Regions from separate parts of the Mus musculus genome. Here all the other regions are linked to region 4. Evidence: chromatin loops called from intact Hi-C (ENCODE). Cell type or tissue: heart. All regions are shown on one strand. Region 1 has its middle 34 kb from the start of Tnfsf11. Region 2 overlaps Tnfsf11 (tumor necrosis factor (ligand) superfamily, member 11). Region 3 overlaps Epsti1 (epithelial stromal interaction 1 (breast)). Region 4 has its middle 15 kb from the start of Enox1. Region 5 overlaps Ccdc122 (coiled-coil domain containing 122). Region 6 overlaps Dnajc15 (DnaJ heat shock protein family (Hsp40) member C15). Region 7 overlaps Enox1 (ecto-NOX disulfide-thiol exchanger 1).

The links. Peaks named below come from ENCODE experiments on the same cell type or tissue, not always from the same donor. Only the 100,000 strongest peaks of a DNase experiment are listed, where the experiment ranks them.
Region 1: it touches region 4 in a loop (6-fold over the local background); 22 of 42 quality-filtered maps call a loop at or near these places.
Region 2: a loop joins it to region 4, with 5 times the contacts of the local background. A loop is called at or near these places in 21 of 42 quality-filtered maps.
Region 3: it touches region 4 in a loop (10-fold over the local background); 31 of 42 quality-filtered maps call a loop at or near these places.
Region 5: it touches region 4 in a loop (3-fold over the local background); 2 of 42 quality-filtered maps call a loop at or near these places.
Region 6: a loop joins it to region 4, with 5 times the contacts of the local background. A loop is called at or near these places in 15 of 42 quality-filtered maps.
Region 7: a loop joins it to region 4, with 2.8 times the contacts of the local background. A loop is called at or near these places in 6 of 42 quality-filtered maps.

Annotation. Positions count from the first base shown.
Region 1 is chr14:78,271,957-78,275,956 of GRCm38, forward strand. No RefSeq gene overlaps it. Among named protein-coding and RNA genes, the nearest start is that of Tnfsf11, 34 kb to the right of the region's middle. In heart, a CTCF peak has its summit at 1,803 (motif pointing left); no DNase peak of the experiment used is centred here.
Region 2 is chr14:78,286,075-78,290,074 of GRCm38, forward strand. The region is part of intron 2 of Tnfsf11 (tumor necrosis factor (ligand) superfamily, member 11); the gene reads right to left. Among named protein-coding and RNA genes, the nearest start is that of Tnfsf11, 20 kb to the right of the region's middle. In heart, no CTCF peak of the experiment used is centred here; a DNase peak (open chromatin) is centred at 2,347; H3K27me3 peaks cover 356 bases.
Region 3 is chr14:77,925,763-77,929,762 of GRCm38, forward strand. Epsti1 (epithelial stromal interaction 1 (breast)) reads left to right here. Exons shown (of 12, transcript NM_029495.2): 2 at 1,408-1,466; 3 at 2,985-3,068. Among named protein-coding and RNA genes, the nearest start is that of Epsti1, 24 kb to the left of the region's middle. In heart, CTCF peaks have their summits at 1,177 and 2,477 (motif pointing left); a DNase peak (open chromatin) is centred at 2,359.
Region 4 is chr14:77,139,402-77,143,401 of GRCm38, forward strand. No RefSeq gene overlaps it. Among named protein-coding and RNA genes, the nearest start is that of Enox1, 15 kb to the right of the region's middle. In heart, a CTCF peak has its summit at 2,392 (motif pointing right); no DNase peak of the experiment used is centred here; H3K27ac peaks cover 747 bases.
Region 5 is chr14:77,051,952-77,055,951 of GRCm38, forward strand. The region is part of intron 1 of Ccdc122 (coiled-coil domain containing 122); the gene reads left to right. Among named protein-coding and RNA genes, the nearest start is that of Ccdc122, 17 kb to the left of the region's middle. In heart, a CTCF peak has its summit at 1,556 (motif pointing right); no DNase peak of the experiment used is centred here.
Region 6 is chr14:77,838,503-77,842,502 of GRCm38, forward strand. It overlaps Dnajc15 (DnaJ heat shock protein family (Hsp40) member C15), which reads right to left. Exons shown (of 6, transcript NM_025384.3): 5 at 1,666-1,736. Among named protein-coding and RNA genes, the nearest start is that of Dnajc15, 34 kb to the right of the region's middle. In heart, a CTCF peak has its summit at 1,825 (motif pointing left); no DNase peak of the experiment used is centred here.
Region 7 is chr14:77,545,688-77,549,687 of GRCm38, forward strand. The region is part of intron 7 of Enox1 (ecto-NOX disulfide-thiol exchanger 1); the gene reads left to right. Among named protein-coding and RNA genes, the nearest start is that of Gm6994, 41 kb to the left of the region's middle. In heart, no CTCF peak of the experiment used is centred here; no DNase peak of the experiment used is centred here.

The sequences.
Region 1 (4,000 bases), 1.1 Mb after region 4:
TTCCTTTCATCAGACTTTACTGATAGAACATCTGAATTCTCACAGTGCTAACGGGCCATAAGCTTACCTCTGTTCCAAGGCCAGTAGATGCTCTGTAAGTACCATAATCTTCCAAGTTAGACTTCTTTGGGTTGATAGGAACTTGGGTACAACAAAATAATTTCTACTATAAAAAAAGAATTCTTTCTCCATAAGCTCTCTTGTATCATCCAAAAAGATACAATTTAACTCTGAGCTTCTTGTAACAATCCCTTACAAAGATGCATACCTGATTAAATCACCATGCCACAGTTACATGCTAAGAAAACATTTCAATTAATTTATCTTCGTCCCTGTCTTGCTTACTCCCTGTTGACGGCAGAAAACAAGCTGTCAAAGTAATCTTTGAAAAATTAACTCTGAGCCCCTTAAACAGACACTTGAGGCATGCAGGGCCCTGCTCTCCCTTCTTCAACCGCATCCTGCTTCCTAATCTCTTCATTAGAATCAGGAAGACAGAGGGAAGGCAAATCTTGGGAGAAAGTGATGCAGTCAGCAGTGGTGACTGAGCCCGACTCCCACAGGTATATTTAGCCTGTAATCAGGAATGTAATCCAAGTCAAAGGCTGTAAACAAAATCAGAGCTTCTTCCAGCTCAAAAAGCTGGCTCCTTCACATTCCAGCTCCCCAGTGCTCGGCCCAAGCCCCTGGGCATTCCACTTCAAAAGCACACAGGGCCACCGCTCAGAACCTAGATTGTTCCAAAAGCCAGAGTCTCTTTCCTATGTTGAAAAGATGTTTAATGCCCCTTACTGCCGACTTCAATAGCGGTGTAACAACAGCGTGGCAACAGGATGAAAACACCCATAATCCCACCTCTCCAACACAGATACACGCTGGTATTTGTGAACCTCCCCTGGGGTTTGCCTCCACATTTTTAGAAATTTGCAGACACAGAAATGTGCATCGCTCTGTATTTTGCTTGTTATTTTCATAATCACAGTCTCTTCGTTCCCAATCCCTCCCTCAAGCCAAGGCCCCAAAAGGGAGGAGAGGAGAGTGGCTGGCAACAGAGCCGCTGAGACTTTAGACATGATGCTTCGGAGAGTCTAGTAGGTGGAAGGGCCCCCAGTAAAAGACATGTCGACAGCCTATGAATTCTGGGACTCGTGAATGTGACTTTCCTCAGTCAAAGAGCCACTGCAGGCATAAGTCTGTATGTGAAGATGAGGTCAGGGTGGGCCCTAAACGTCACGCCCTGTTCCTTTATAAGAAAGAAAAGATGAGGCTGGTAAGATGGCTCACTAGGTGGAGGCCTCGGGTGTGAAGCCCGAGGACCGAGTTGAAAATCAGCTCCCCGAAGAACTTGTCCTCTGACCTCTGTACTCCACCTGTGATATGCTGGTGCCCACACATAAAATAAAATAAAGAGCTCAGATGGAGGACTGGAAATCAAAGGTATGGAAAGTGTGAAGACGGGGCAGAGGCAGAATTTGAAACAAGACTGGTACTGGAAACTCCTTGGATCCTTGGAAACCAGAGAGGTGAAGAATTGGCTCTCAGAATTTCCAAGTTATGGCCCCGCCGACGCCTTTGTTTCAACCTCTTAATCCAGAAGTAAAGCGAATGCATTTCTGCAGTTCTAACCCACCAAGTTTGTCTGTTATGTTATAGCAGCCATACCCATTCAGAGGTCAACAGAGCTCATCATAGTTTCAAGGCAGGACTTCGTGGATACTTTGAGAATTCACCCTGCAAAGGCTCTTCTTTATCTCTCTGTCTAAGGCTCACAGGCACATGGCGCCCCCTGGTGTCTGGGTAGCCCAGGACTCACAGGCACATGGCGCCCTCTGTTGTCTGGGTAGACATTCAGCGACTGGATGATTTTTGATGATTCTGCCAGTCTTCCTCCTGAGTTACATGCTCTGAGCTAAACAGATGCTGGTACTAATAGCCGTGAAACCTGGGTTAATATGGAATCTCACTGTTCTATCTCATCCCCACGGACCAGACGCTCCTAATGACTCCTGTACTGCCGACCTGGGCATGAACTCAGCCCAGGGAATCGTACTGCCCACATTCAAGTCTAGTCTGACTTCAACAAACCTAATCTAGATACTCTCTCAGGGGCATGATCAGAGATTTGTTTCCATGGTAACCCCCATCAAGTTGAGAAGTAAAATTGCCATTGTCCAAGCGCGTTTGGGTTTCTAAAATAGCAAACTTCTTCTAAGTTATGTTACAGGTGACTCGGAGTCCTTAATGTCGCATGATAGTTAGTTTTATGAGGCAGATCCACTGAACAACTATAGGACTCCCAGACAGACAGGAAAACACTATTTCTGGGTGTGTCTGTGAGGGTATTTCTGGAATTGATCAGCTGAGTCACGACTGTCTTCCCCAGTGTGGGCGGGCAGCATCTGATACACTGACGGTCTGAGTAAAGCTGGAAGAGAAGCCATTTGTGCTCTTTGCTTGATCTGGGATGCCCATCATCTGTGCTCAGATGCCAACGCTCCTGGCTCAGGCCATCTCTAATTAAAACAAAAGAACTGGAATGTTGTTTAAGATGCCGTAGTACCGAGCCCCGAATAGAATTTCAAGTTACCAAAATAAAAACAGGGCTGGAGAGGTGACTTAGCAGAGATCTGAATTTACTTCCCAGCACCCATGTAAAGATGCTCACAATGGCCTGTGACTCTAGTTCCAGGGGATCAGAAGGCCCCCTTTGGTTCCAGAGCATTCGTCTTCTCTCTCTCTCTCTCTCTCTCTCTCTCTCTCTCTCTCTCTCTCTCATTCCCTCTCACACACAGTAAATCTTTAAAGTTAAAAAAGAACAAAAGAATTCCCATAAGTGCGTTATTAGTAAAAAAGGATGCTTGTTTTATAGCTGTAGACAAAATACCATTGCAATTTTTTTTTTCCTTTTCAAATGAATGGCAAAAAGCGAGACAGTTTGGAGAAAGCTAACACACTAAAGTAAGAATCGCTTCATGTCAGTTTTTGGATGCATGGGCCTGGTGTGGTTGTAAAAATTGATTCAGGAAGACAGATAACCTGGGACTTGGCATGCTCTCCTTCCCCAGACTTGGCAGGTTAAGAGGGCTGACATGCTGCAGGTAAAAGGAGCCAGCAGCTCAGATCCATTACTTCCACTAGACACAGGTTTCCTACACTGTTTTGTCATGCCTCCCACCGAGTCAGCTGTGACGGGGCAGGGACATACTCTAGGGACATACGTTCATCTCAAGGAGACCCAACAGCCTAAGGACCATGAGTATGCTGACCAGATTGTATCAACCTGACACAGACTTAGACATATGTGGGAAGAGGGAACGTCCACTGGAGGGTTACCTCCATCGGATCATCCTCTGGGTAGGTCTGTGGGACATTCTCTTGATTAATGATTAGTGCAGGAAGGTCCAGGTCACTGTGGGTGGTGCCACCCCTGGGATGGAGGTCCAGGGTGGTATCAGAAAACAGGCTAGCCAGTAAGCAGTGCTCCACTGTGGACTCTGCCTCAGTGTCTGCCTCCAGATTCTGCCTCTGCTCCTGCCCCGACTTCCCTCTCCGATGGACTGCAATTGAAACATGTAGGCCATATAAACCCTTTCCTCCCTAGCTGCTTTTGTTGCGGCTTCCGTCATAGCAACAGAAAGCAAAGTAGGACGATGGGAGACACGGGAGTCTGGGCAGGCGGAGGATGGGAGGGTTCAGTCGTAGGGGGCAGACACAAGAAAGAGATGCACAGGAAAGCAAAGCAGAAGGAAGAGAAGGAAGCAGGGACGTGCTGTGTGTTCCCGCCTGCATTTTAAACCCACTTAGAAGATGCTGCTCCGAGCCTGGCAAACTGAGGCATGACCGGAAGCGAGGTGGCTTCTTGCCTCTCACTATATCCCATCCCTGCCGTTACCCACTTTAAAACACTGGTTGATTTCTAAATAAGTCACTAAGTCATTGTCTCCCCTCCCCCAACCGACCTGAGGTGCCATAGCGTAGCGTTCATTATCCTCCACATCAC
Region 2 (4,000 bases), 1.1 Mb after region 4:
GCCAGCTGCAGGATCAGGTCGTCTGAGATCCAGGAAGCCTGGGCTGGAGTCTCTGACTTGAATTTCTAACACACTAGCAGCTGCTGCTGCAGTCTCTACTGAGATCGACAAATCCCCTTTGAAAGGATTTCTACATGGGCAAATGAGGAAATGATCTTAAAGCTTGAGACCCAGACCAAGCAGCAGGCTGAAGCCCCAGATTAATGGGCAGGGGTCTTTTTCTCCCTCTCCACTGTGAACGCACTTTCCTTGCCCATTTAATCAGTGGCTTCTAGGTCAGAGCTGCCACAGACCCATTTAGTTACAAGAAAATTCAATAAATAGCACCTCTCAGAAGCACTTTCAATGCCTGCTGTCAGGGGAAGAAAGGGTTCATGTCCCAGGATGAATTAGAGCGCTCGTTAGAGACCCAGGGAGGTGATGCCTTTGTGTTATATCTCTAGAGAACCCAAGAACTGTAATTCTTCTCAGACATTCAGAAAGGAAGTTTCAATACCAAAAAGGGATCTTATGATGACTCTGTGAGCTCTGGTCACACAGACACAATACTCAGCATGTATGTCTCTACCCCAATCTTCCGAACCCCAAAGAAATGGCTATTTGAGGGCAATCCATTCTAGTAAATCTATCATTTTAAACTGTCTTTGGGTTTTGAGACGAATAAAACGTAATCTTAGCTGAAGGATAGCTCAGTTGGCGTAGTGCAACCAAGAAGACCCGAGTTGGATCCCCGGAACCAGTGGGGGTTTGTTTGATGGATTTTAAAAATAAGAGAACCTGGAATACTAGACATTGGTGCACTCTCGTAATCCTCACTCTCAGTGGGTCATCCCAGCACACAGTAGTTAACCTATGCACTCAGTAGGCCATCCCAGCCCTCAGTGGGTCATACCAACACTTGGTAGGTAGGTCCAGCACTCAGTAGGTCATCTCAGCGCTCAGTGCATAACCCCAGCACTGACAAGCTCATATTTGGAATTCTCTGGACAGCCAACCTAGGCTAATCGTCACTCTTCAAGCCAGTGAGGGACGGGTCCTAGTAAACCAATGTGTGTGGCTTCTGAAGAACAATACCCCAAAGTGGCCTCTGGCTTCCACACACATACGCACACGCACCCATACACAAGTGCACCCTTTCACATGCACACATAAATGTCTTCTAAGTAGAACTTGATGCTTTCCCGCTGGGGGACACAGCTGCAATTCAGTGGAAACTTTGGAGTCGCCCTGGTCCAACTCACAGCCATTGGTCTCAAATCGCACTGATATTTTCCAAAGATGCTGTAAGGTGGACTCTAACCCACAGCATGCTTTGAGAAACGGGATTGCTAAATGAGTGTTTTCATGAGTCAGGTCCACTCAAAGAGTTACATTTCTATCCCACACATTGAAACATAGTAACGCCTTATGTTTTCAGCCAACCAAGTTTTCCCTTGTAGTATCCTTTAGAATTATATGAAACGCATAGAATAAACATCCCAGAAGCCTGGACAGATCTTAGAGTGTGGAACAGAGCAGAGTCCTCTTCCCTCCCTACCACCCCCCTTGCCTAGATCCCACTATCAAGTTTTGCTCTAGAAAACCCAGTTTTCTACCTGACTTCCCTATCTTAGAAGATCAACAATCTGCCTTCCCAGAACACAGCTACCTGCGAAACACACACACTCGCGCGCACACACACACACACACACACACACACACACACACACACACACACACACACCTATCTTGATTTGTATAAACTATCCAGGACAACAAGAATCTTTAACCTTGTGAGAGCTAATAAGAAATACCATGAATTAATGAACGAATTTATGGTCAAACTGTAACAAGTAGTCTTTTCAAAAAGATGTATTCATTTTTAGATAAGCATAATTTAGGCCAAAACGATAACAGCTTCCTTTAACAGAACAAGGAAAGGGAACAAGACAGAAGGAAAAGAGGAAAGTGAATAAAGTGGGCATCCCCCCCCAAAATTGCAGCCAAGTCAAGGATAAATGTTCGGACACAGTGCCACCTAGTGGACATTGTCCCAATTGACAGTCCCAGGTTTTCCAATGGGGAAGTTTCAACACTGAGTGCTCTGTCAAAGTAGATTACATTAATTTTTTTCATCTTTTCTGTCAGAGTACATCTGCAGAGACATGAAAACAACTGATTTGATTTTTTTTCTTAATTTCAACTGTAGTTTAACTCATAGGAAAAAATGCTGGGATTTCACAATCTCTCCTCCAGGGAGCACGGCATACAAAAGATCAATTGTGTAACTGTGGTCTTGACTTTGTGCGACTTTTCTTAAACAGGACATCCAAAAGAGTGTGGTTCCCAGGAGTGTGATAGCGAAAGCATCCAGTCTCCTAGGACCTAGCTCCCTTCAGACCCCTGCATGGCCTTTTAAATGATTTAGGAGGGTTGGTTTTTTGTTGGTTTTTTTTTTCCAAACCCAGGAAATAGCTGCTCATCTTGAGAAGTTGGGCCCACTTATGGGAGGCCACACTGGTAAGAATAAATACCAAACTCTGAGTTGTACTTGAAAGTCCTTGGCTGGCTCTAGGGATTTCAACACTTCCAACCAATTTCTAAACCGCCTTTACAAACTGCCAAATAACTAACTACTAGGAACAAGACCCCGAGTATATAAGATTAAATTGGTTTTATGTTTGTTTGACTGCAATCTGGATACCATCCTTCTAAATAATAAAAATATATGTCCCAGCTGCCTAGGTTCCATGTAAAAGGTCAAGTTATTGGAGTCTGGGTTTATCAGTCTGAAATCCCATTTGGACTGTGATAGGAATCACGTGATCCATTGGTACCTGTCAATCAAATCACGGGAGAAGCAATTTGTACAGCCAGATGCTCCCGACACTAGACACTATCGCAGCAGTCAGTAGCAAGGGTCTCAGGTGGCTGCCTCCCTCTGCAATACCACAGCAGCTGCAGGGACATCTGGCTGGTTGAACAAGGATTTAACACCCCGCTTGCCAGATATAATACAGGGTTCATACACTTGTTAACATATGTAATGCATTCATTTTAACATCTTAATGATACCCTTCATGTAATTCTTCTCCAACCTAGTTACAAGAATAGTGCATTCATCAGCCAGTTAGCACTTGAATGCCACACTCCCGGCTCTTTCTGGAAATGAATAGTCCATTTCCCACTCCTGCTGGGAAGTCCTGTGGACTTCTACTTGGTAAATAGCTCAGAAATCCTATCTCCTCCTCCCGGGCCCAGGCTGCAGCATCAAGATCCCATCACTCCTCAGGAAGACAATTGCCTCTTCCTACCTAATCTCACAGTCTTTGTGCCACAGACAGATGCATGGATGGTGGCAGGAAAAAGCATCTTAAGTACAAGGGGAACTTGTCCCTCCTCTTCTTGAAATCACTTGGTGACTTCAGGAACAAGTACAGTCCTAAGGTTTATAAGGCCCCCTCACGACTGGGCCTCTGTGATATTGCAAGATAGATAGAGGGAGAGACAGACAGACAGACAGACAGACAGAGACAGAGAGACAGAGAGAGACAGAGAGAGAGAGAGAAGGAGGAGGAGGAGGGAGAGAGAGAGACAGAGAGACACAGAGAGACAGAGAGAAGAAGAAGAAAGAGGAGGAGGACGACGAGGACGAGGAGGACGAGGAGGACGAGGACGAGGAGGAAGAGGGAGAGGGAGAGAGAGAGAGAAGGAGGGAGGAAGGGAGGGAGGGAGAGGGGGGATAGGAGCATCTTCTGTTATTCATAAACCTTTTTCAACCAGACCTATTCATGCCAATGAGATAACTCAAGGGATGGGAGCTGGTTGCCAAAGCAACCAAGTACACGATTAGGAGATAGGAATTTTGCAAGGCGTATCCCACTGTCCTTCCACATCTTAAGACTTAGAAACTGTTTTGGTCAAGGGGAAAACTGGAACACTTGCTATCTGAAGTCTTTGGGTGTAGAGAAAGCAATAAGCTGTTAACTGAGCTGACTGCCTGGCTTCATAGCTCTTCCTC
Region 3 (4,000 bases), 790 kb after region 4:
ATGAAGCTCACTGGCTGAAGGCTCACAGCACGGAAAATAATGAGATAAGGAAAAATGGCTTCGGTTAATCAGCACTTTTGGCCTCGACTGTTCTGTCTTTGCTAATTTGCCCTTAGAAATGGTGACTTCCCAGGTGGAGGAGAGACTTCTAAGAGTATCTAGGGTTTTTCTTTTAACCATATATTTACAAGCTGGTTACATTTATCCACAGCATTTTCTCCCAAACTGTACCCGTATGTATGCTGCAGTCTACTGCTGTACTATATTTTTGCTTTACGAAGTATCCGTGCTCTGGTGGAACCACGTGCATTGGCTCAAAAAAAGAGCCATTCCAGCACAGGCTCACAGCTGGGATCTATGACAGTGTACTTTATCAGGCAGCCACTGTGAGCCAGGTACCACGCCATAGATCTGGAATACATACCAAAGAAGTCCACCTCTGCCCTTAAAGGTTCACTGTGTTTTAGGTAGCTCAGTATTCCTGGTATCTAAGTGTGGAATATTTTTGCTTACCAAAAAGGGTCTGGGGAGATGGCTCAGTGGGCAAGGTGCTTGCTGTGCACACATGAAAACCTGACTTTGGAGTCCCAGCAGCCAGGGAAAAAGTCCAGTATGGACTGGTATGTCTCTAACCCCAGAGATGCAAGAGAGGGATGTGGAAGGAGCAAAGATGGGGGCCCTCTGGTCAGCCAGTCTAGTCAAAATAGGACTCCAGCTTCAGAGAGACATCCCATCTCAATAATAATGATAATAATAATAATGTGTCCAGAAACAGAAGGTGCACAGTGTCGACCTCAGCTCCTTACACACTCACACACAGACAAGTGCACACAAGTATACACACATATGTTTGGACTGCACCTGCTAAAGAAAGAACAAAGATAAAACTGACAGAAAGAAATTCTTCCTTGATTCCCATGTTCACTTCCCTGGGCTCCTGATTTAAATAATGTTCAGCCTGTGTCCCCAGGATATAGGGGAGGGAATCAAGGCTTATAAGACTAGTAGGCTAGTCATATGGGTCACAAAGAAGACGTGGCTGCATGGCGAATAACTTGGACTCTTGTTTGTATGAACAGAAAACACACCAGATGCCCCAGGGTTTCTTTTTCTCCTAAGGTGGGCCTACAAGAGAAAATGAGCCTTACTGGGATTGACTCACAAGCACCACCTAGAGGAGAGACGCCCTACAAGGGCAGTCTCCCCCAAACCAGTGGTGATGGAGACCAGCAGGAACTAGTCCTCTGGCCCATTGCTTTGTGTCTTTCAACTAGATTGGAAGGTAGCAGAGAACAGAGCAAGGTCTTAAAGGCTGTCTTCTAATGGTATCAGAAGGAAGATGGTCTGGTGGTTTAGATTCCTTAGGAAGCTGTCATGATGATAACCACTGTTTTCCCTTCTTTCCAGCGCAGGCACATACACCCTGATAGCACCAAACGAGAGCAGAAGGCAGAAGATACAGAGAAGTATGGCACGCACTTTCACCCGACACTCAGAATGCTTCTCCTCTTTATAATTTTTTAAAGTATTTTTATTTTCTTATTTATAGAGACTCACAGAATCTTACCAAGGTCTTAAAAAAAACTTAGAGTTTTAATTGCACTTGTAAAAATTATTCTATTGTTAGCACTTCTAAATTCGTTTCTCTACATTAGTAACAGAGCTCATGGTAATGAGTGACTATGAGCTTTGGATTTTTCTTGGGTTTAAACAACTTCACACCTATTGTTATTGTTTGGATCTTGTCCCTGATATACTAAATAAGTTGGTGGTGATATTTTAATGGTGCTGTGAATACCTTTGAAACGACATGCTATATGTCAAAAAGATTATGAGGGAATTTGTACCTTTTTTTAAAATATATGTTCCATCCCTCCTTAATAGACTTTTTCTGCCTCTGTATTCTTATCCTTCTGTATCTGTCAATCTGCCCTCTACAATCTTACCTTATACAGTGTGTATAATCACTCCCCCCCCCCCCAATCTTTGGCTGTACTCCTTGTACTTAGAGCATGAGTAGCAGGTTTAACTGAGGCACAGAACTAACAAATGCTGCCCTCTGACACTGTCGCACTATTTGTAGTTGCAAGGGGAGATAATGTTCACATGGTTCACCAGGACACTGTGTGACTGCCCACGTCAGCCATGTTTCCAGCTCCAGGATTCTGTGCTCTCCCTTCTTAGGGTATTGGTAAGGAATTCAGTAACCAATAAGGCCATAACGGCCCAGCCAGGAAAGTAGTTATCCGAAGAGACCACATGGACAAGAATCAATCAGGGTGGTCCGGTGAGTCAGTATAGCATATGACAGTGGTCTTCAGTGATTGTGGGGACTGCAGACATTTAGCCAACAGAACCCCAAGGTTCCAACATCTTACAGGCTTCGAGTTCAAGTTTCTAAGGGGAACTAAACCGGGAGATTAGGTTATATAGCAACAGAACTAAGTCTCCCAGGCGCCCCCTGCTGTCTGAATATTTGGACAATAAAGAATACCAAGACCCAAAGCAGGGTGCCAACGCACAGGGCAGAGCCTCCCTCCTCAGAGATAACAGCCAGCTTGAGAAATGTTAAAAATAAAGCAAATATAGGCATCACAATTCTTTGGGGATGTATATTTACCCGGATCTTATTGACATATGAATATTCTAGTTTTTGTACACATTTGTTATAGAAAACCTTTCGAAATAATTCATGAGGTTTTAAGAATGTCAGTGTTGGAGGGAAAACTATATTTCTTTGTGTTAGTAGGAGTTTAGCTGTTGTTCAAATTTGTACCTTCTGTGAGGACACTTAGGAGCTGCCAGGGGTGGGCCCTGCATGACTTGGGGGTCCGGGAGGGCTGGGAGGTATCAGCTTTTCATGGTCATTTTTTTCTGTCTCATTCCGGAAAACTCACTATCTGCTGTCTGCTGTGTGTTTTGATGCTGCAATGACCAGGTTTCTTTTCAAACAATCAACAACTTGCTATTTCTCTCCTGGTTAGTTGCTGAGCAAGAACTGGCAGACCTGGAGAGATGGAAGCAACAGAACAGGGCAAAACCAGTCTACTTGGTGCCACAACGGCTGGGTGAGTGGCAGATGGAAAGCCAGAGCGGGTAGGCAGGGTCACTGGCAGATCCTACTGAGACAGGCTGGGTCTGCTTTCCTTCACATGCGAAGGCTTGCTCTATGGTATTTCTGCCGGAGACGGAATTCATCTGATAGGAAACATTCAAATGTGCAGGTAGATTGCTGTCTCTGGTTTTATGTAAGGAGCAAATGCATCTGCCACAGTTGTGTGGGAATAAAGTGATGGCTTAATTGGCAAATAATTTAGAGCCTCTTAGATGATCAGCTCTGAAGAGAGCTTACCTGGGGCGCTGCATATGCCCAGTCACAGCACTTCCAGGATGCAAGGGAAAGCCACCACAGCATATCCATCCTGGCAGTTAGATGCTAATGTGACAAAACTGAACGGAGAGTCCATTGGGAACATAGAATGGGAGTAAGCTGGGGACCCAGCAGTGGGTATAAAGATGGATGTCTCCTGGGTTTTCATGCTAGGGCTGGGGGACATTTGAGTTGGCAGAGCAGGTGCTGCCAGGGTGATGGAATGTCTGGGTCTCCTGTGTGGGGTTTCAGGCCTTTAGAGGGGATACCCATACCCCCATCCCTCAGTGGGAGTCATTTACGTCCTATCTTGACTTCAGAGTCAGCTGCAGCTTAACACATAGAGGCTTGGCACAGTTCCAGTTACCACAAAGATGCCTTGGGTTAGAAGCCACATACCACCACAATAGTCTTAGAGATAAAGGTGGAGGGGGTGGGCAAGGGAAGAAACTAATTTGGAAATCTCTTAATGAATGAAAGATATAGAACTATATATGTAACTCCACACATTTCACCTTTAGCCAAATAAACTTGAGGAATTTGAGACTTGAGGAATATAGTCTAAACGTCCTCCTCCTCCTCCTCCTCCTCCTCCTCCTCTTCCTCCTCCTCCTCCTCCTCTTCTCCTCC
Region 4 (4,000 bases):
TAATGCTTAGGTTACATTCTTCCCCTAATTTCCTTCTCCCAAATTACCCCATGTGTGTGTTTGTGTGTGTGTGTGTGTGTGTGTGTGTGTGTGTAAGCAAGTATGCACATGTGTAAAGGTTAGATGACAATCTCAGGGGACAGTTACATGTGCCTCCTCCTCCTCCTCCTCCTCCTCCTCCTCCTCCTCCTCCTCCTCCTCCTCCTCCTCCTCTTCTTCTTCTTCTTCTTCTTCTTCTTCTTCTTCCTCCTCTTCCTCCTCCTCCTTCTTCCTCTTCATCTTCCTCTTCCTCTCCTCCTCCTCCTCCTCCTCCTCCTCCCCTCTTCCTCCTTCTCCTCCTCCTCCCCCCTCCTTCTCCTCCTTCTTCTTCTTTTTGACTTTTGAGACAGTATTTTGTCAGCCTGGACCTCTGCCTTCCCAATGTTGGGACTACAAATTCCCACACAACTTAAGAGCTACTTCAAAGTGGTCTACGGCTGATCATGCACTAGCTCAGAAGATCTGTGCTATGACTTTGGAGAAAGGAGGTTGCTTACATTGGACAAGGTTTCATGGATGATCTGGGTGTATATGGATGTGCCCTTGGCCCTGGAGATGAACATCTTTGCTACTGTAGGGAGGAGAAGTCAGAGATACAACTGTGTTGCTGTCTTTCAATGTTTGCACCTACATTTCCTAGGAGAGTAGAAGTGGCCAGTTCCAAGGAGTCAACTGCCATATAAGACTCAGTAAGCAAAACGCTGTCCAGACTACCTTACTGTTCAGACTTGGCCCCAGGCACACAGGAGGTTCTCTGCCACAAAGGAGCTTTTATGAGGCAGGGGACATTTGATCTGAAGAAGTAGCCATAAGTTTGAAAACAAAACATTGGATGCAGAATGATGAGTCTACTGGTGTATAACTTTGGGTTTCCAGACTTTACATTTAGGCTCGAGTTAATTAAAAAGCTGGCATTCTGGAAGGGATTAGTTGCCACAAAAATCCCATCGAAATTGGGATAATGAAAGGGATCAGATGGCAGGGGATAAAAGGAATCAGTGGATGGAGGAGTCTGCAATGGCGTCACTGGCCATGAAGAAGGGAGGGTCAGCCAACATATCTTGCCATGCTTCCTGGTCCAAGGACTGTCTTTGTAGGCACACCCTGACGATTATTTAGAGCTGCATCTGACCATGATGGAGACACACCAGGGTGGCCTGGCAGGTACCCACTGGCTCAGACTCACTGACATGGAGCCTGGGGATGCAAAACTCTTTAGAGCACTAAGATGATGCACTAAGAAGGTCTTGGCAATGGCAAATTCCTCATTGCAGTAAACTCCAGGTGAAGCTGATGCCATGGTCCAAGGCCCACAGCTCGAGAAGTTGCTCTGCAGGGTTGCAGAATGAGTCCTCTTGAGCATGAATATGATGCTAGCAGGTAGAGACAGTCAGGTGATCCAGCACATGGAATTCTCCCACCAAGACAGCTGGTTCTGCTATGGTGCAGGTATGGTTTTAATACATCTCTCAGGGGCCACGTGCTCTGAACTTGGTCCCCTACGTGGCACTCTTGGGAAGAGTCAAAACCTTTAACAGATGAGCAACATAACATAAAGGTCTCTAGAATGGATTGATACTGGTCTTGAAAAATGGTCCAACTGATCTTGTTGAATGAAACATACGAGAAAAGGGTGTATGGCATCCATCTGCTCTCTGATGTCCCCATGATGATGGCATCTGCTACAGTGTGGCCTAGCCAAGGGGGGGTTTAACAAGAGACCAAACCAATGGAGCTGGCTGATCCTGAGCCTTCATCTCACAACACTGAGAGCTCAACGGATGTGTTTTCTTCATGAACTCCCCAGCTATACTACAAAAAAGAAACACAAACCACCAACAACTAGGCTGATAGAAACTGCGCTTCTACCACGTGGGTGGTGTAGACTGAGGCTTTCTGCAAACCATGTGGCTTCTCACCAGGATCAGTGCTTCTCTTTCCCACTTTCTTTGAAAAGAAAGGATATTCGGGGGGGGGGGGGACGGGGAGGGAGAGGGGCTGGGTGTGGATCAAACTGAGGTTAGAGAGGAGAGTCTTCGGCTTGGCAGATGGAGTGGATTTCTCCACAAACCTGTGGGGGTTTCTCTCAAGTTTTACCTGGTGACGGCTCTATACAGGACAATGGAGTTTCTTTTCTAGGGTTTCTAAAAAATCATGGCCGATTTCCTTGAAAGTGTAATTGTTCGATTTTTATTAGTGATTTCTCTTAGAATGTATTCATAAGAAACAAACATAGGTAGACATCATCTTTTAGTAGTTCGAAATCTTCGTGGATGGCAACAAACGTGTTTTCCTATAAATAGATCACACATGCACGCCATTAGATCATCTGCAAAAGTAGAAGTTACCGGCCAGTAGGTGGCGCTGTTTACTTCTTTTTACAAGCGCATAGAGTCCTCTGATAGTCTCTAAACTATATGTTTTCAAAAATGGTATAGACCCACCCAACCATTCTTTTTAAAAAGCATTATTTACAAGAAGCCCAATCATTACTTCTTTTCTGGACTCAAACTGGGTGACTGTCACAGTTTATTAACTAGAGATGTACTTAAGAGTTATTAATCTTGTCTGAGGGCAGAAAGCATTTAGCTTCATTATTTCTCTTTTGCTGTTTCTAGAACAGCTGTCTTCTCCTCCTCCACCAACTCACCCCCACACTGCAGATGCTAGCTCCTCGAGACAGAAGCCAGGCATGAATTTCAGGCCACAACTGAACTCTGGCTTAAATAAAATAGTGTGTACTGGGATCACACCTAGTTCCTCTTAGACATTATTTTTGACACTTTAGAACACGTTTATGAACAAATCCCCGAAAGAACAAAGCCCGTGAAAAAAATTTACATAATAGCTGTAGGCAGGGCCATGAGATCAGAAGGAGACCAGGGATGCACTTTGGCGTTTGAGTCTCAGCTCTAGTGAGGTAGTACAAGGTATGGTAGTTAACTTCTCTGGATAATGGTTTTTATCATGTTTATAACTGTTTATAACATGTTTATAACTGTTACAATCCCCACTAAATCAGAGCAATTTGGTATGTGACATAATACATATAAACGGCAGACACTCAGTCAGTGGCACTTGGCATTTTACTTTGTTATACAAGTCTCATCTTCAATTGTCAGGTTTGTCTTATGCAAAACATCCCTCCAGAACATCATAGAGTAAATTCCATCACCTCCATTAACAACACATTTACTTCTAACTCTCCTCCAAGCTAAGCATTGCTAATTCTATGGGTTTTCTCATCATTAGCATCATACCTATATTTTTTAAACTTCCTGGGCTTTAGAGGCACAGAGAGGCAATTCAGTAAGCATCATTTGCTGCTGAAGGTTAAAGCAGCTGTAGCCTGTGATGTCCCACTCAGCTGCCAATACTAATTTACCACAGAGAGGTGAGCACACGGCTAAAATGTTGAGCACAGTGTCTATTTTCTCATCTTGGTTTAAGATTATGAAAATTATATATTGCCTACAGAAGCTTGTATTCCTAGTTACTGATGGTTTCCCAACATGAGAACTAGATACATCAAACCGCCAACATAATTCTACTATGAATTAAAATTTTATTGTCTATCAGTATTCAACTCGATTTAAATTCAGAAGCCAAGCAGAAAGATTAATACAATCAACTGGAATATCCAGAAGCAAGAGAATAAATACCATGTAGTGAAAAAAATTCACCCTAACAACAACTTGAATTTTCTATATTTATCCGTGTGTATTTGCTTCACTTGGCTGTCAATTTTAATTGGTCTGCAGCACACTGTGGTTCTAATATATTCAGAATTTCAATTGTTATCTCTTCCATTTATTATAGTATCCCCAAACGCAGTCTATTCTTCACAAATAATAAAGGTTTCTCTTATTGTAGGAATAAATAGCTTATTAAATCGACTGCTAGTTTTTATACGCAATGACACCATTCTTCAGAGGTGCAAAAAAGAGGGAACCTGTCTCCT
Region 5 (4,000 bases), 87 kb before region 4:
ATTATTTTCTATGCCTTTAACCTGGGTTTCTCTTCCCTTTTTATCTCTATTATTTGTAAATCTGGTCTTGTCATAGTGTTCCAAATTCCTGGATGCTTAACATTTTTTTTGTTCTTTCGAGACATTAACATTTTTTTAAGCTGAACTATTTATTTCTTCTACTTTCTCTTCAAAACTCAAAATTCTATCTTCCATGTCTTGTTGGTGAGGCTTAACTCTGAGGCTTTTGATTTGCTAAATTTTGTATTTCCAGTTTTATTTCAGTTTGAGTTTTCATTAGTGATTGTATTTCTTTTTTGAAGTCTTTCACTTTTAATTTTGTATTATTTCATTCAACTGTTTCTTTATGTTTTCATGGTCTTCATTAAAGGATTTATTCATATCTCATTTAAGATCCTTGAATATGTTCATAATTGCTATTTTGGATTGTGTTTCAGTTTTATTACATTTATTAAGGCCTGCTGAGCTGAAACAGGATTATTAGTTTCTGGTAGAGGCATATTATTTTGGTAGTTAATGTGTTTTTATACTAGAGTCTAGGTATCTGGAATTATGATGATTAAGGTATTTCTAGTTTTGACATATGGTCTTGTCTTTATTGGATAGGTGTCTTATTCTTTGGTTGCTGTTGTCCTTTCTGGATCCTAGGCAAGTTGGGTAGATGTGAGGTCCCTGGTAGAGAATGCTTCCACAAGTTGGTTGGTGACAGAAAGGAATGGGGATAGGCTAGGGAAGAAAGACTGAGAGGAGCTATGACAAAGAGTTAGGGGGATCTGGTTCACACCAAGAGGTGGAAAACCCAGCAAACCCAGCGAGTGGATTGTGGTAAGAGGTGGGATGTTTGCAAGTAGGCTGTATTAAGAGGAAGATTAAATCTGGAGATACAGGGATGAAAGAGCTAGAGAGATCTTGAATCTATACCAACAGTCGTGGTCTTCAGTGAATGATGTTGAGATGGGAGAAGGAGCTCCTGAAAGACCATTTCTGTTGTACAGAGAATGATGAGAACCAGAGTGGTAGTAAAAATTACCTTCATGAGTCCAAGCCACTGTGGTTTGCCCTATCCTATCCCCATTCCTTTCTGTCACCAAACAACTTGTGGAAGCATTCTCTACCATGGACCTCACCTCTACCCAACGTAAAAATTAAAAGTGAAAGAGTATTTGGTCCAAGGTAGCAAGTGTTTCTGGGTATTGCCTGCTGACACAAAGGAATGGAGATGAGCTAGAAGGGAAGCCTGGAGTCAGGGGAGACTGAGTTGTCTCCCAACAAGAGTGGACTCCCCGGGGTGTGGAGGTAGTGTGGGAAGAATAACCTCTGCAAGCCATCTGCTACAGGACTGCCTGAGACTGGAGAGATCAAAATGGAAGACAGGAAGGAGAATGAAAATCTGTCCTTCCATCTTATGATCAGTCTAGGTCAAGTGTTTATTCATATTCTCAGCTTCCACTATAATACATTTTTTAATGAATATGATTTATGGATTTCTTTTGGTTGGAATCTAGCTTGCTATGATTCTTTGTAAAGATTTATGTAATTCTAATAAAATATCAGTAGATGGCAGTAGATGGCTTTTCTTTTCTTTTCTTTTCTTTTCTTTTCTTTTCTTTTCTTTTCTTTTCTTTTTCTTTTTTATGTTCCACCATAGAGATCTAGGAGAAAAATAACAAAGAAAACAACAACAAAAAATCCAACTCAATCTTTTTCAAATTTGTAAAAGAATAGTTGGTTATTAAATATTATGTAAGAGTTCTTCAACTGATGTTGATTTGGAAATAAAGATCAAGAAATACCAGTTATGTTCTTTTATGAATCTAGTTTTCTTCATTCTTTATATGTCACCAAATATTTGAAGGAGTGCAAAAAGAGTAGGATGCTATTTACCTTTATAGAGTATAGTCTAACAGGGAATAGAAGAAAATGATGAAAAGTATAAGAACAAAAGGGTTTTTTGAATAGTTGGGAACGTGCTGAATACTTCACCTAATAAGGTAAATGGTACTACCTAGATTTAAAGTGAGAGAGTCTCACTGTAGAGCCTAAAATGTTATCTAGCAGAGTATGTAGAGAAACACTATACTAAAAAGAGAGAGTCATGTCTGCCTAGATATGCTTTCTTTTTGAAGAAGATGGTATCTAAATTAGAGTTGAATTGAAAGGTTGACTGTAATGTGGATGTCTCAGGGTTTTACTGCTGTGAACAGACACCATGACCAAGGCAAGTCTTATAAAAACAACATTTAATTGGGGCTGGCTTACAGGTTTAGAGGTTCAGTCCATTATCATCAGGTGGGAGCATGGCAGTATCCAGGCAGGCATGGCGCAGGAGGAGCTGAGGGTTCTACATCTTCATCCAAAGGCTGCTAGTAGAAGACTGACTTTCAGGCACCTAGGGTGAGAGTATTAAGCCCACACCCACAGTGACACACCTACTCCAACCAGGTCACACCTCCAAATGGTGCCATTCCCTGGTCCAAGAATATACAAACCATCACAGTGGACATGATCAGAACTATCTCAAGAAACATTATGTCATAGTATGGTGAAGTAGAGATATATAGATAGACAGACAGACAAACTGATTGATTGATTATGGGTCTGCACATACTATGTGCCAGGCATTTCTTGGTATCTATGCTTTTAAAGTTTGCATTGGCTGAAGGATATAAAAACAGGTATAAAAGATGCCAGTGATGATCAATGTTATTAAAAGCAATAGAGTTGGAAACATGGCTCAGTCAGTAACGTGTTTGCATACATGAAGACTTAAGTCAGTTCCCCCAAAGCCCACATAAGAAAGCCAAGCAGAGTAGTATATGCCTGTAATATGCCACTAGGAAGGCAGAGATAGGATGGTCCCTGGACATGCTGGCCAGCCAGTCTAGCCTAACCAGTGAGTTAGGTTCAGTGGGAGAGTTTATTTCCAAACAAACAAAGACATAGAAAGTCATTGAGAAAGACATTCACTCAAGGTCTGCCTGCCTTTGCCTCCACCTACATGTGCACACGTATGGATGGGGGGGGGGAGAGAGAGAGAAAGAGAGAGAGAGAGAGAGAGAGAGAGAGAGAGAGAAGAAGGAGGAGGAGGAGGAGGAGGAGGAGGAGGAGGAGGAGGAGGAGGAAGAAGAAGAAGAAGAAGAAGAAGAAGAAGAAGAAGAAGAAGAAGAAGAAGAAGAAGAAGAAGAAGAAGGAAGAAGCAGGAAGAAGCAGGAAGAAGCAGAAGCAGAAGAAGAAAAGAGAAATGAAAGAATAAGGCCATGAAGAAGAAGAAGAAGAAGAAGAAGAAGAAGAAGAAGAAGAAGAAGAAGAAGAAGAAGAAGAAGAAGAAGAAGAAGGAAGAAGCAGGAAGAAGCAGGAAGAAGCAGAAGCAGAAGAAGAAAAGAGAAATGAAAGAATAAGGCCATGCTTAAGGAAGAGCTGTTAGGAAAGATTCCCTGTTAACACAGTTAAGGGAAATTGGATTCCAATATAACTTAAAGGTGACCAGTAAGGTTTTTTTGTTTTTGTTTTGTTTTTAAGAAAGTTTACTTATTTATTTTATGTATATGAGTACACTGTATCTGTCTTTAAATAAACCAGAAGAGGGCATTGGATCCCATTATAGATGGTTGTGAGCTACCATGTGGTTGCTGGGAATTGAAGTCAGGGCCTAACCTTTGGAAGAACAGCCAGAGCTTTTAATCACTGAGCTATATCTCCAACTCCAAGTAATAAGTTTAAAAGAAAGAATTGTATTATCTAAAGGAAGAAAAATAATCAGAATCTGGTTTGTCCCTTGAGTGAGACAAAGAGAGCTCTGGCCTTGGACATTCTACTTGTGGTGTACCTTTAAGGACAAAGGGGCAAGGAACTCACTTTATCTTTAAAAATCTAAATTGCCCTGAGATCTCCATCTTTTGGAGAATTCTGAGATAATAACCTAGTATTTGTGTCCTGAATAACAACAATGAACTTATAATTTATTGAGATATGCAATGCTGGAGAGGACAAAGAGGTGAGG
Region 6 (4,000 bases), 700 kb after region 4:
GTTCATTATACGTGTTTCTTCCCAAATCCCACTTACTTTATTTTCCTGTTACTGTGACGATGCTCAGATAGAAGCAGCTCAGGGTTTAGAAGAAAGAGTTTAGTATAACAGTCCAAGGTCTGTCATGGCAGAAGTCACCATGAATACATGAATGCAGTGCTTAGCCAGGTTCCATATCTTATACAACCCAGAATCCCTTACTTAGGGAATAGGGTCACCCACACTGGGTGGGTAATGACATTTTAGAATCTGTCAAGCTTACAGCACTGACCATTGCAATTGGTTCATAGATAGAATTTAGGAAGTCCATGAATTTAGAAAACCCCAAATGTTTTAAATTGAATGATTAAGCAATTCTATAAGGGAAAATAGCCCACAGTGGTAATACACTCTTTTTATTTTATTTTATTTTTATTTTTTTGGTTTTTTTGAGACAGGGTTTCTCTGTGTAGTCCTGGCTGTCCTGGAACCCACTTTGTAGACCAGGCTGGCCTCGAATTCAGAAATCCGCCTGCCTCTGCCTCCTGAGTGCTGGGATTACAGGCGTGCGCGACAACTGCCCATCCCTCAGACAGGAGTGCTTAACACGACTGCACTCAATCCCAGCCAAGAGCACACACTTGACCCAGAGGGGCAGAGGACACTGAGGAGAGAAGGGACTTCAAGGAGGCACTTAAACACATTTCTTCCTCAGTCAATTACACCAAAAGTACACAATAAAGAGTAAATTAGTTGAGTGGATCATTCAGTAACTGCTAAAGCTGTTTAAAATTTTTAAGCAAAACCTCTTTTCAAAGTTTATTCTCTTGTTTATTCACACCAAAGAACGGCAAGTACAAAACCCAACAAGGATAATGTTCAGTGAGAAGAACTTTTATAGTAAGTAATTAAGCTGAGAAAGCTGAAAAAGAATGCCTTATTTTGGTGTCAAGATGAATAGGAATCTGAAATTTGTTTTTAATTTTTCTCCAAAATAATTACAAGACGGAAAGTCTATAAATAAGAATCCAAGAGAGTCTTCACTTTCCTGCCCCCCTTTGACTTCTGAAATACAGTTCAACTTTCTACCAGCTGTTATTTTAAAGCAGAAACAGTAATGAACATATGGGCTTCCTCTATCAAGCAGCTGCAGTGTAGTTAAAGTTATAATAATTGTCTTCCTGTAAGATAAATTTACATTAAAAACATGACCAGTAAGAAATAGTCGAGCCTCAGAGCCTTCTTATACAAAATTTAAAAATTCACAACCATCTATGACAAATTACAGAGATGTAGATGAAATCCCTAAATCCTGTCTTTTGGTCTTCAGGATTTAGTAGATATAACAGATGATGCACAAATCAGTTTGCCTCATCCCCATGGCCCCATAGTTCATAGTTTCCTTCTTGTTCACAGTGCAGTGACATCGGTGAGTTCAGATACTCATTCCTAAAGGCAGCAACTAAGTTCTTAAAAGTTAACAGTTCAAATCCACTATTTCCATTGGCCATTCAACTCCGAACCACAAGCCCCCTGGTGTATTACAAAAATCTTAACACGTGACACATTACTCCTCACCCCGACCCTCACCCCACCCCGGCTATGCCTCACTTATGTGAGTTGGAGTAAACTGAAAGGAACCCGCAGCACATTTGATCACTCTGTGGAAATGGAGCTACCACCTACCTTTGTCTGGATGGTTTAAAATCATAATTCTCTTGTGTGCTGTTCTAATCTTGGCCTTGCCAGCAGATGGGCTGTAAAAAAAAATTAATAGTGCAAAATGCAGATTATAAATTAATGATTTATATGGGCTACAAGAAATTAAAAACTAATGAGAATTTCACCATCTTGTGGACAAATACAAAATTACAAGCTTTATGCTTAATCCCACTAACCAGCAAAATAAACCATCATGATAATATTGTATTTTCCTTCAGTCCTTTATAATGCCAATCTTCATTCTCAGATTTAGAAAATAAGTAAATAAAGACTGATTGGAGATTTATTCCATCATAGAACCCTGACCAGCAAGCACAAGAAAGACCCTGGGTTCAGCACCCAGCACTAAAACCCATACGACAATACTACAACTCACAAGCACCCCACACATACAGGCCAGGAGAGTCACAGGATGCACACTACGAGGACGAGGACTGAAAGCTTACACTTCTCAGGTCACCCTGGAGGAAGTTGACAGTGTGTGTTATCAGTATTTGAGTTCCAGAACTAGTCTGCTAGCCTTTGAGTCAGTTTTGCTATGGAGCATTGGGTGTTGTTGGCCAAGGTCTGAATCTCTGTGCTCAGTTTTCTCACTGCAGGGAGCCAGCATGCTCCCGCAGGGCCAGGATAAGGCCAAGCGCTAGGACAGGCCCGGTAGGAAATGTGTGCCCTAGAAGAGTTGCCTTCTGTAGTCTTTCAACAAGTAATCTCAAAACTCCATACGGTGTATCTAGCTTTGTAAGAAACCTGTGGGAAAATCTGGTAGTAGAGCATACAATGTGAGTGAAAATTAAAGAAGACAGATTAAATAAATATAAAATTACTATGGCAAACATATTTTCAGAATTCCAAGTGTTTCTCATTTGTACACCTTCTGAGCATGAAAAATATTTTAGTACCGACAGTAGACTCTATTGTACTAATGGCCATAGGATGTAAACAACTTCACTTTACCAGGTTTCAAATGAGTAAATTAACAGCCAGCCTAAAGTCTGCTGGTAGCCGTGAAGCTCCAGGGAATCTGAATGGATGAACTGAGTGTTAGTAAAGCACACGGTTTGAGTTATTCAAGTCGAAATTCAAAACTCGGAATTCTACTGCTCTTCAGTGATCAGCTTGTCTTGCTCACTTAGAGCTCGGAGTTATAATTTTCTCATACATAACATACATACAATAAAGCCTACCTCCAAGACTTTAAAAAGGAAAGGATGTGTATAAAAATGACACAGTTTTGTACTATTAAAGAATAGGATATAAACAATCAACATTTCCTGAATGACTCCGAAGCATTACCTGAGTATGAATTAAATTCAACTCTGAGACTCTACAGAGGCTGGCTGACCCTTCTTAAGGACCCAGAATGCTGCTTAAGGCCCTCCTCCTGTTCAAACAACTTCCCTTGCTATCGGGCGTCAATCCTTCATTCTGTTCCTGTTCCAGTTTTTAGCAGTTTCTTGCCAATTACATGCTACCACTAGCCTCCTATAACATTGCCACACATGTTAAAACACACTATTACAGGCCTGGAATAGTGACACATGCCTATACTTCTAGCAGTTAGTAGGTTGAGACACAAAGATCTTGTACTTAAAAGGCAAAAACAAACAAACAAACAAACAAACAAAATTAAAATAAAAAAGACAACTCCTCTGCAAAAAAAAGAACAATTACTAGCTAAATGAATATACAAACCATTTTTCCATGAATAAAATAAACAAGGTCCTTTATGCAAGGACCCAAGAATACTTCTTTTCATTGCTTACAGAAAGCCGCCTTATAGAGGAACATATTTTTAAACTTACTTTTTAGTTATCTCTCTATAAATAGATATTGTGTGATGTCAAAGACTATTGATCTTTGAGAGAGCAGAGTAGCAGTCCCCAGAGCTAAGAAGACTATTCTATTTAACTGCTTATGAAGAAATAAAAGCCACAGCATTCTGAACCCGGCACAGATTTGCTTCCTGTGGCTGATGTACCTGGATCCTTTGTTTAAGGAGCCCATGCTCCAGCACATGGAAACGAGCTGTGCTGTCTCATTGTTCCAGATGCCTGACATATCCCCTTAAGTACATATATATGACATATATATATATGACTTACAGGCACAGTCTACAGCTTGTACCTTAAAACACTACCTCAGACTGAATATGCAATGAGTGCTTGATGGATTTTACAGTACCCTCAAACAAAACCAAAGAACCCACAACCAAGAGCAATAGTAATCACAAAGAGTGAACTCCTTAAAAGAACGAAGGCTCTACCCTAGCAAACTCTAACATTATAGGACACTGTTATAT
Region 7 (4,000 bases), 410 kb after region 4:
AGACTGTCTTAATCTGGTGTGAAACTTTTCAAATCTTTTCAAACAGCCACACCAATTTCTTCTTTTATAAATGCTCTGTGTCAGATACAGTGGGTGACATCTTCAGTCCCTGCTTCCAGGAGGCTGGTGGCAAAGGCACAGCCCAAGGCTCACCTGGGCAAGAGAGAGAGTCTCAGTTGCATACCAGGAGTCTATCTCAGAAAACAGCAGCATTGGAAATCCCTGTCAGTCTTACTCATCTCCGGGAGAAGAATTTGTCGGTGGCGTTTTGTTTAGTTTAGTTTTGTTTTTTTTCAATTTTTTCTTTTTTTTTTTTTTTTATGTTGGGGATTTCAACCCATGACAGTAGCTAACAGATGAACATTTTTTGGTAACCAGAAGCTCAAGTTTGGTTTAGTCTACTAAACTTTTAGAGAACTGCTACTTAATATGCAAGGCAATTTCATTTTCTTCCCTTCCAAACACATCCTGAGAGTCTTTCTGGGTGACACGGATTTGTTAATATTAGGAAATAAAACTTTCTCTTGCTTTTCAAGTCTTTGCACCTTTTAGTCATTAATTTGTCTAAGTGTATATGAAATTAAACTCATGTAGGGACTCTACCAGAGGTCCCTTCCCTCCTATCTGAGAAGCAGGGAATCTCTCTTAGGGCATTGATGCCACACTGCCTCTAGAGAAAGAAACCATGATACCACCAGGTTATATTTTTTTCATCAAGCTTTCTGAAGCACATTCTTTTCACAGAAGTTAGCACCAAGTAGCCTAGTTTGAGTTCTGGTACCAAGTCCAGCCAAGGAAGCACCAGGGAATAAAGTGACTTCATTTCAGGAGTGTTATTCTGCTGCATGGAGGGGCCTGCAATGAGACCATCCCGCCATGTTCCGATGTCACAAGAAAACTGTTTCGCCCAGCAGCATTTAATCCTATCCTTCTCTTAATGGCTTCAAAGTCTGCGTGTTGTTGGAAGTGCTGCCTCCTGACAGATTTGTTTTCCTCCTAAATGCCTTTGCTCAGAAAATACCACTTCCTTTTTGGACTGAAAAGCCACATGACATAGCAGGAAGCCCATGGGCTGAGAGCCAGGCACTGCCAGGCACTTCCATCCAGAAATGCTCTTCTCAACCACGAGGGCTGAGACAAGTAATTTGCCTTTAATTTTCTCTGGTCTAAGTTTCCTTGTTTCAAAAAATGTGAGGTCTGATAGCCTCTGCATGAAATTGTAATAGGAATTAATAAAGTAATGTACATGGTACCTGTTATATGATACATTGCATGCAGAAAGGACCCGATCCTTTGTACTGTGACTGTAGTAGGTCTTGATATTTGAGACCTTGGCCATGTTCAGTTCTCCTTTCTGGAAGGTTTTGCATCATCATTAAAGGATGTGCTTCTTCATTTTATTGCTTGTGTGCTCACTGTAGGGAAGTGGCTTAGCAATGTGATGGTCGGGCTCTACTGAAGGACAGTAGAGCCGGGTTAACAAGAAGCATAGATTTCATATGCTGTTTACAAACCAGACTTTATTCCAAGCATCTTATAGTAGTAACCCTGTGTAATCCTGACCCAGTAAAATAGGTGCTATGGTTATACCCTCTCTACAAATAACTTTATGGTGGTACAGAGGTGGTGCCAAATCTCCAGTGAGTGGGACGACGGGAATGTGGACATGAGCACTCTGCAGCTGGCAGCCCTGGGCATTTTCTTCTCCTGCTTAGAAGCCTGGAAGCCTCTTTATTCTGGGACATCTACTTTTGAAAGATGTCAAAATGCCTGCTGGAAGGAGGGAAGAGAGGGGGTACACTCTCAGTCAAGTGCTATTATCCCGCAGGGGTCTTCCAGAAGATGCAAAGCCACTGACAAACCAATCCGTGTGATCTGCCAACAACAGACTGGCTCCCCAGTGTCAGGAGAATGGCTGTCCATGGGAATGGTGTCGTTTCTTGTTTGGCCCAGAACCCTTCCTGTAATTGCAATCTTGGCAACGACAGCCACAGGAGATTGAGTGAAACCTTGTGGATACCGCATGGGAACTGTTTCTTTGTAACACCTAAATAGACCCTATTTATTGAGCATTTAGAAATGGTTTTAAATGCTACTTCTAAAGGAGACAGCAGAGTACCATATAGGCTTCCAATGAGGTGTCAACCGACAATGGTCATATTAAAATATTAATGCTCTCTCAGCCTCACTCTCCCCTCTGTGCCTAGGATAGAGGCTTCTCAGCTCGACTGCATTTCAATCACAAATAGAGTTTAAGATTTGCTTGCCTTGAATCTCTATGACTGTGAGCTTCAACCATCTGCGCTTTCTCATTCTGCTCATGGCTCCAAGAAAGTCTTGAAATTTAGCACATTGGGAGAAAAATTTCTACGGAATAAATTCAGATGTACAGTGACATCTAAAGTCTTGCAAGTTTTTATGTTACTTGAGAGACATTTTCTCCGTAGGATTGAGTTGAAGGTGAGAATTAATTTAGCCCTCCCAAATCATCTTTTGAGGTCCGGGGGCCATCTTTCATGCCAGATCACCTTCATCTCATTTCTTACTAACTTGTGAGATTGTAGAATTGGCATGTAGCTGACTGTGTTTCTGTCAAGTTCTATTAAGTGTCCCTTACTGTACACTAAAAAACCTTATATGTGCACATCTGATATTATTTTTAGTCCATGTTAGAACAGCAATGCCTATTTAAGTAAACTGTGTCCTGAGACATAGACCTGTGTGGGCTTTACTTGGGTCACTGTGGCAGTGATTTCAATTTTACAGATGATCTAAGGGACATGTCACTCACTGTTTATAGTTTAATGAATTGTAACTGAAATATAATGAGTGGAGCAGACCTATGCTGTACCAATGTGATAGATTGTAGCATACATACGTGTACCTATTTCAATCAAAATAAGGAATGTATCAGCCATGCCAAAATAGTTCCTAGTTCCCTCTGTAATATTCCCTCCTCATGGTCCTGTCTATCACATTCCTTGAGAACCATTGGTCTTCTGTTTGTCTATAAATTATCTTTTTTTTTTTTTTAAGATTTATTTATTATTTTATGTAAGTACACTGTAGCTGTCTTCAGACACACCAGAAGAGGGAGTCAGATCTTGTTACGGATGGTTGTGAGCCACCATGTGGTTGCTGGGATTTGAACTCTGGACCTTCGGAAGAGCAGTCGGGTGCTCTTACCCACTGAGCCATCTCACCAGCCCTATAAATTATCTTTTATGACAAAATTTTCTTATGAATGAACTATGTAGGATTCATTCAATGCTTGGCTTCTTTCACTCATTACAGTTGTTCTGAGAGTGATTCACGATGTCATTTAGGCACTAGGTGAATAGCAGTGTTAAGAGATGCTGTCCTTACTTGGTTTCTCGTCTTCTGAGGAAACACAGGGTGGTGTGTGCATACTGATAAGTAATGAAGCTGTTGCCTTTATCAGACTGAGGGAGTTTCCCCTGGGCTTTAGGCAGGTAAGAAAAAGAGCTCTGTCTTCTGCCAGATGTTTCCCGGCACCCATTGAGATGATCTACATCTTCTCTTATTAGTCCACCGTGGTGTAAACGTCATTTGGTTTTGTTGTGGTGGTTGTTGGGTTTGATGTGAAACTAGCCTTGTATTTTCTAGTTCTTTATGATACATTATCATTTATATAGATCATTAGATTCAATTTGCCAAGAGCTTAGATGCAAATTTTACATAAAAGTTCATGAAGGATGTTGCCTATAATTTCCTTTCCTTCTGTTTTTGCCTGATTTTGGTATGAGAGGAATGATAGAATCCTAAAATCAGTTGTCAAGTAATACACACATATACATACATAATACATACATACATACACACACATATATATACAGATACATTTACACATACATACACACATACACACATACATATATACACACACATGCACACACATATATACACACATACATATACACACACATTCACAAATTCATATGCACAACTTTCCATATGACTGTAAAAATTTGTGTACAAT